2 separate regions of the Homo sapiens genome follow, and region 2 is linked to region 1. Evidence: chromatin contacts called from ENCODE Hi-C or POLR2A ChIA-PET data. All regions are on one chromosome and are shown on one strand. Each heading gives the region's core, a stretch centred on a gene start or an enhancer-like site at or near the end of the contact. The rest is flanking DNA. Distances are from core to core; before and after follow the strand shown.

Region 1 (3,869 bases), core at 925-3,424:
AGTTTTAAAATACTCAGCTCCCACATTACATTCCCGTCTCCCTGGAGTTTGGCAATGTGGCTGCCCCTGCGTTTTTAGACGCAGGGCTGTGTGCTCTTCCTGCCTCATTCCTGCATCTCAGAGTCAATCCCCTTCACTTCAGGTACATCAGGTGTCTCTGTTCCTTGCAGTCTAAAAAAAGCCAACTTCAGGAATTCCCCATCTTACCCTTATCTACTGCCACCTATTCTACTACGCTTCTCAGACTCTCCGCTTCAACCATGTAAGCCATCTTTTCATTCTTGTGTGTTCCCGTTCTCCATTATCTTGCTAATATAAGCTCTTCGAGGAATGCCCTCCCTCCTTTCCTTTGCCAGGTAAATCTACTCTTCCTTCAAGACCTGACTTGTGTTTCATCTCTCCCGTGGTGGCTTCCATGACTCTGCTTCCCTGGGTGGCTTCTCTGTGCCTGTCTCTCAACACCTGCATCACCTACTCCCGGGACACTACAGGCAGCCTACGCCACCTTACATTATTCAGTATTCACTTCTCAATATTCAGGAAATGTCTTTCCCTAAGGCTTTATGTTCTCTTGGTTCAGGGACCAAAGTTTTGATTTTGTGGGATGACAGGATGCATTTGATACCAAATACATCCCTCCACATCTTCCTTCTCATTGAATTGCTGTATAAAATTCCCACTTCCCAGAACAGTTGTTGCCTATGGACCCAGGGCCTGGCCTAGAGGGGAAGCCAGGTCTCTGCTCACCTCTAGTCTAGGCTTTTCCCGTTTGGGAGGTGAGGTTGGCCTGCCCCCAGCTTTCCTGAATGGAGAGCGTGCATTCATTTCCTAATATGCCACGATCCTTGGGAAGATTTCTTTTGCTTTAGTTTGCTGTCAGGCCTGGAAGGGAAGGTGAAGTGGGGAGTCAGTGAGGAGGGGGCTGGGCCACCTGGTGGGATGTTGGGAACTATTTTCTGTGCAGAGGCCAAGGCTGGGGCTGGGGGTGGGACACATGGAAATCAAACATGTACTTCACAGTTTGGTCCTGGGCTGACCTGTTTATAATAAAAACATTTGGTTTGACTTCCACAGACTCCAAGCCATGACGTCAATGTTGATGCATTTCAGGCCACATTCCTTTTAGTCTCCGGAGAAGTTCTTTACAAAAAGCATGAAAGGTGGAATCAAATAGTTCCTGGGATCATCTCCAGTCTGAGACATCACATTTGCACTTTAAGCAAATGATTCAGATACTAAAATTCAAGCCCTAAATATGCCTTTTCAACTACAAACTAATTATTTGTGTCTAAATCAATGGACGGTGTCTCTTTAAATGTTCCCTTCATTCCTCATGCATGCTATAATCAGCAGATGGCCCTACCTTCCCCCACCACCCCCTTTTAAACAGACCCTTCTAATAGCTAATATCCTGCAGTGACCAAAGCCATTAGAAGGATTAAGCCATTACTATCCTGTCCAGCAAACACACAATGCTCACGGGGATTGCCTTTTTTTTTTATTTTTTGGTTGTTGTTTTTATGGATGAATCAGGGCCCAATGGTAGGCTGAAAATCAAAACAGGGAGGGCAAAGGGTTATAGTCATTCTTTTCAAGGACACCTCCCAAACAGCCTCAGGATTTGAGATTCCTTTGTTAGAATGACGGCAGATGTCAGCCTTGTGGCTAGTGCAAGCTCCGAAAGGACACAGTACGCAGACCTCTGTCCCTCGTTTCCTTAATATCTAATACTCATCCTTTCCAGAGCACCACTGTGGCTGTCTCGTTGCTCTGCCTGTCCACACAGGCCTGTTTGTGCTGTAACAGACAAGCAACCAGCAGCCCAGCCCAAAGCCACGTTGCAGGGCCCAGGACTGCTCTGAGACACTGCCACCCAGTGGCGCTTCTGAAGCATAACAGCACACAGAAAGGGAGCAGGGAACCCAGTTTTATAAGCATGGAGGGGGTAGGGGGTGCAAAAGCTGGCCTAGAATCGTGAGGCCGAGCTGCAGAAAAGCATGCTCCATGGCACGGAGGCAGGTAGCTAGTTTGGAGATGGCTAAATAGGGCAAGTGACAAAAAACACGAAGAAAGGCAGCTGGAATATAAAGAGAGGAATAAAGAAATGTAATGACATGGAAAGCGTGAGCAGTCTTTTCTAAATGGAAGAAATACGCACTTTCTCTAAGTGAGAGCTGGAGCGAGATGACCGAAAGATGAGTCAATGGAGCCCTTTTTTGGAGTTGGCCTCAGTTTGGATTACTCAGTATCTCACATGTCTGGGTTCTTAAGGATCCTTGAGCTTTGCTGACTTTGGGGAAGTCACTGTATTTCAGTTTTGTGACCCGAAGGGGCTGAGCTGAACCTCTAAACAGCTTCCCTGAGCCCTAACAGTGAGTATGTAATTAAATACCTGAGACGTTGAGTGAACAAGAAATGCAGAAATACAGAAAATGCAGGCTGTGAGCAATCCTTAAATCTTGTGTTTGACTTCAAAGTGCTGTAAGGGAGAACCTGAAAAATACATCCACTTACACCTTTGGTGGTTCAGGACTTGCCAGGAGAGTGCATGGAAGGGACCCCCATCCCACAGCGCATGGGTGACTCTACCCGCCATCTAACCTCCCTGAATCTCAGCAGCCAAGGCCAGTGCACTGAGATCTGCACCTCCAGCACTTTCAGTGTAGGGCGAGACAGGTTTAGAAGGAATTGGGCTTCTCTAAGATTGAAGCTAAACCAGAAGCTAATGGGTTAGTAATTTAATAGGTCTCCCTTTTCGGCAATATTTTCATTTTAAAAAGAAAACTTCTGTTAGAGGGCAAGTAATTCCAAAGAAATTAGATTCTGCTGGTTGAAACGTTAAGAATCCAGGCAGGCGGTGAGGGAAATTCGTTTCCCGGCTTCTCCAATCTAATCTGATAGTGCCCGTCTTGCCTCAGTCGTTAATACTTCTTGGGAAAAAGCATATGTGATCACTCTTTTAAAAACTGTTAGAATCACTTTCCTATCCAAGGTCTGAAAGAAGATTTGGGCTTAGGCTCCATTTGAAGAAATCCAGGTTGTATTTCCCCCAGCATTTAGGGTTTGATGGTTTCTGCTTATCTAAAGTGCTCACATTGCAAATATGAGCAGCAGGGCTGGGGATTTAAATTCTGTCTTGATGGGAATTTGAACTGAAATGCTCTGCCCACTGCCACTTTATAAGCTGGGAATCATCAAGCTAGCTACAAATACCTCGAGGGGTCCTTGCAGTTGCTCAACATAAATCAGCAAAATGACAGGCAATTGACTTTGAAGACAGCGCTCACATGGCTGAGTGGCTGGAGCTGCTGGAAGCAGATGAGGGCATTTTCCTGTAAACATGATTGTGATTAGCACCAGAGTAAATAGCGAATCGGGCTCTATCTGTCAGACTCCAGCCTGCTCTGGATTTTTCATTAGGTAGAAATCAACATGTGACTCAGTGCAGCAAAGTTGGCAATTATAAGAAATAAGTTTCTATTTCAACACCTGGTGAATACTTCTGATTTTCCTAGAAGGTAAGCAAGAAGGAAAGTTGATTTTGCCATGTTTTCATGTAGGGATAAAATAGGAGTGTGGGAATCAGTCCTTTCACTGCAAGAGCAATTCAGCTTCTAGTCCGTGCTCTGATGCTATCTAACAAAATGTCTGGCATAGCTCAGATTTTGGCTAAGTGGAAAGGTGCACGTTTGAAAGGTTGACCCTACCAGTGTCATCTGAGGTCACTAATTCATATGCCTAAAGAGCCCAGGAAGGTAACATCAGTAGGTAAGCTGGCTGGAGGGGCTGAGGCCAAGTGGAGTGTGCCGGCCCTGTCCAAGGAGGCAGGCTGACCCTGCTCCAGCATGGACTGTGGCCAACTGGGGCAG
Region 2 (3,869 bases), core at 708-3,207, 37 kb before region 1:
TTCCAAGGACAGATCCCAGGGAGTGGCTTGGGGGACTTTAACCCTCTCCCTAATAATCTCCATCTACTTTATTCCCCCACCCCCACCTTACCTCTCTAAAGAAAATACCATCTAAATAACAATAGTTCACCTGCTGAGAAGTCAACACTTCAAGACAGGCCTTCAGGACCCTCATTCTAACCAGGGTATCACTTTTAAGCCCCCTCCTATAAGTAAATTGTGGGTCACACATACACTGGGACTCAGTTACTTGACACTTTGTCTTGATGGTTCTGACAAAAAGCTGTGACGTGACCCCAGTCCACCCAGCAAGGATGGGTCTGCAAAGGTCCAGGTCCCTGACAGCTGAGAAGAGTCTGTGGGAGCCTCTTGTCTTGTTGGAGAGGTCTAGAGAAGCAGACATGATGAGACTACTCTTCCCTGGTGGGTGATGAATTGAAGGGGGAGGAGCGCATATCTCTTAAAGCAAAGATTCTCCAAGTGAGGTCCCTGAACCAGCAGCATGGTCGCCACCTGAGAACTTGTTGGAAATGCAGATTCTTGGGCCCATCTAGAGGTCTTGAAAAAACTGTGGAGACAGGGAGCAGCCCTCTGTGCTTTAGGCAACTCTGATGCTGATGGCATCTGAGAACCACTGGCTTTGGCTTCGGCCGGTCTCTGGGTCTCCTGCAAACACATGGCGTATCTCTTACAACTCACACTGTTAGGCCGACCTCAGCCCTACTAGGTCGGAACCTCTGAGATTTCCCCAGGAGTTTTCACTTTAATAAATGTCCCTGGGGACGCTACTGTCATCAAAGGTTGCAGAAGACACAGGTTAAAAAAAAGGCCAAGAGGTCCAGGGTCTGGAAGGGTGGGAGTTCTGGATTTGGAAGGCTTAGGAAAGTCAGGGAGTTGCTCTAACTACAGGAGACCAAGAAAGAGAAAAATCTGGGAAGTGTTAGCTGGCTAAATTAACGTAGTCAGCTTATGATTATCCAGCTGGAGGACATATAGGCCCCTTGACCACCTGGTTCCCATTTAACCCAGTTAGGATACTGACGCTTCTACAGCTCTCCAGCTGCACACTAGCACCTCTCTGACTTTTCCCTCTGCTCTTCCTGAGAGCTTCCTGGTGCTTCCTCCATGTGCTGGGGAGACGCCCCAAGGCTGCTGGACCATCTTCTCATCCTGCCCCCCACTCCACCCCAGTGGAGGTTCCCATGGGACCCCTGTTGTATGGCAGCTGTCCTTTTCCTTGGCCACACAGTTGGGAGGACACTACTCTCCTCAGGTGCAGAACAGGGCCTCATTGCCCTTCAACAGAGCAGGGACCAGGCTGAGATTTTAAACAAGGCTCTAGGGATGGTTCAGGGAACAGTGAAAGGAAGTGTGACTCCAGAATGAGATCCTTGCAAGCAGACTTGACTCAAACTTTGTGATAAAGGACTTTTTTTTTTTTTTTTTGAGACGGAGTCTCACTCTGTTGCCCAGGCTGGAGTGCAGTGGTACGATCTCGGCTCACTGCAACCTCCGCCTCCTGGGTTCAAGTGATTCTCCTGCCTCAGCTTGCCAAGTAGCTGGGATTACAGGTGCCTGCCACCATGCCTGGCTAATTTTTGTATTTTTAGTAGAGACGGGGTTTCACCATGTTGGCCAGGCTGGTCTCAAACTCCTGACCTCATGATCCACCCACCTCGGCATCCTAAAGTGCTGGGATTACAGCGTGAGCCACCCCACCCGGCCGCCTCCTGCTTTCTTCTAAACCTGCCTCCACATGGCCATTGTAAATGTTCCCCAGATTTCTGTGCTTCGGAATCAGGGTCACAGTGGACCTCTGGCTTCTAGGAGGGTTCTCCCTTCACCATGGGCCCCTTTCCTTGTCCCAGAGCTGGCTGCTTCCTGGCATGACTCACTGTGGGCAAGACAGTTCCTTTTAAAGGAAGGTCTGCTTTCACCCCAGTCAGTTCAGGTCTCCCGGGAGGCAGATACCAGGGCAGGATGAGACACACAGGAGAAATGTGTGTGGAGCATGAAAGGGGCTTAGTCTTAGTCATTGGCTGTCTTCCATACCTCATCACCTGTCTGTAGGGTGTCAGAACAAATTAGTAACCATTAGTCAACTCCCCTGTCCTTGCAGGCATTATTCCCTTGTACATGCCAATGTCCAGCACTGGCAAGGTTGTCCCCCTTGGCCTAGACATTTTCACAGGTTGCAGACTATGAAATCTTCAGCACTTGGGCTGTCACTCTGAGTCTGGGATTATCCAGTCCCCACTTTCCATCCCAGAAGGAGTCTGACTTGCCAGCTGGGCAGCAAGTGAGCCAGTCTCCAATATCATCTTATCACCACTTTCCTCACACCACTCCTGGTACCCACTGTGAGTTCTCTGAGCAGTCAATGCCAAGTGACATGAGAAAAACAAGAGATTTACTAGAGCAAATGCCTGTGAATGATTAAAAGGGAGAGCAGGATCAGGTTGGGAGAGACTTCAGACTGAGAGGCAGCTCTGACACCTGAGAAGGGAGAGCAGGAAGGAAAGATTAGACCAGAGGAGCCTCGGGCTGCAACATGTTCTGAGAAAGTCTTGGCCAGGACAGTTGGGTGACCCAAGAAAAATGCATTTATTGGAAGATCCTCGTGCTGGGCAGCAATGGCCTGGCTCCGGGACTCCGGCTGTGCTCATCTTGTGCTGGGAGCAGCCCAGGGGAAGTGTGGCTTGGCATGAAGCCTATGGGGGGTCTGAAGGTGCAGCAGCTGGAGGCTGCCAGTCATCCACATTCCCTGCAGCAGGCTCTCTTGAAGAGGGAGCCAAATGATGTATTTCTACGGCCACCACGTACCCAATGAGTTTTGGCCCACAGCCCAATAGCCCGAGAAGACATTTGCACAGCCATGTCCTTTCCCAGCCACTGTCCCAGTCCTGGGTATTGAGCCATCAGTGGTCTCCTGTGGCACAGCAGTAGCCTATCAGGCTCAGTGCCATTCCTTCTCAGCCTCTCATCAAAAGCTCAGCTATGCTTAGGATCCAATCCTATGCAGAGATAACTTGCTTCCTAATAAAGTAACTTCATGGAAAGGTACTAGGAATTGATTTGAGTTTTTTATAGCGGGAAGTTACATCAGAGAATTTTGTTTTAGTCCCTCCCGCAATCAGTTATGGCCCCAACAGCAAACAAATGGCACGCTCAGATTAGGGTACTTTGTGGAGGTCTTATTTACAAAGGTGTGGGCAGGATGCAGGAAGGCCACAATGGGTAGTGCAGTGCTCTGGGTCAGTGACAGCTAAGTTCTCACCATCCCTAGGTCCTGGATGGGGCAGGAGGACAGAGTCACACAGAGGAGACCATCTTGAGAAGAGCAGTGACCTCTCAGGTGACTCAGGAGTGACTCAGGACAAAGTCTGAAGCAGCCGCTCCAGGAGTGACCCTGAGGAGAAGGAGTCTACCCTCACTCCATTTCCTTCCCTCATTGGCCACACCCAACCAGAGACCAGAGGGGAAGGGAGTCCCTGATGTGGTCCAGACAGGTGAGCTTCCCAGGGGAGAGAGCAGGTGCTGAGTGGACTGGGGTGGGGAAAGAGAGCACATGCTCTAATCCTAGAATTGAGGTGCAGTCCAAGGTCACACAAATGGTTGAATAAAGGAGATGGGCAACAATTCATCCTTCATTCATCTACTTAGCAAATATATTTTCCAGTCAGCACAGTGCTAGGTCCTGGAAATACAAAGATGAGCAAGTAGTAACTTTGTTCCCTGCTGGGCATCCTGAGGCCTTAAGGACATTGAGTGACATCAGGTTTGGAAGCTGTGGCAGTTCTATTTTTCTTAATATCATGGTCTCCTATTGCTGACAGAGAATTGAGATATAAGCTACAGTTACTATTTTG

Evidence for each region. Hi-C counts contacts between places; a loop is a spot of excess contacts on that map. ChIA-PET counts read pairs that join two places held with the same protein, here RNA polymerase II (POLR2A). Pooled maps may share reads with other maps.
Region 2: a map of mammary epithelial cell shows a loop between it and region 1 (7-fold over the local background). The contact joins two enhancer-like sites. A Hi-C loop is called at or near these places in 6 of 168 maps with a recorded cell type or tissue (GM12878, HepG2, endothelial cell of umbilical vein and 3 more), 1 of 37 single-sample maps with no recorded cell type and 6 of 50 pooled maps. POLR2A ChIA-PET finds 5 or more read pairs at or near these places in 4 of 52 experiments (AG04449, BJ, HepG2 and 1 more).

Annotation. Positions count from the first base shown.
Region 1 is chr13:30,863,662-30,867,530 of GRCh38, forward strand. No RefSeq gene overlaps it. Among named protein-coding and RNA genes, the nearest start is that of LINC00545, 17 kb to the right of the region's middle. RefSeq lists an enhancer at 1-665. Within about 2 kb of position 2,175, at least 29 of the 41 ENCODE cell types and tissues checked have a DNase peak (open chromatin) inside an H3K27ac peak, as active enhancers do; they include mammary epithelial cell, where a contact is called at or near this core.
Region 2 is chr13:30,827,359-30,831,227 of GRCh38, forward strand. No RefSeq gene overlaps it. Among named protein-coding and RNA genes, the nearest start is that of LINC00398, 26 kb to the left of the region's middle. RefSeq lists an enhancer at 1-570. Within about 2 kb of position 1,958, at least 4 of the 41 ENCODE cell types and tissues checked have a DNase peak (open chromatin) inside an H3K27ac peak, as active enhancers do; they include mammary epithelial cell, where a contact is called at or near this core.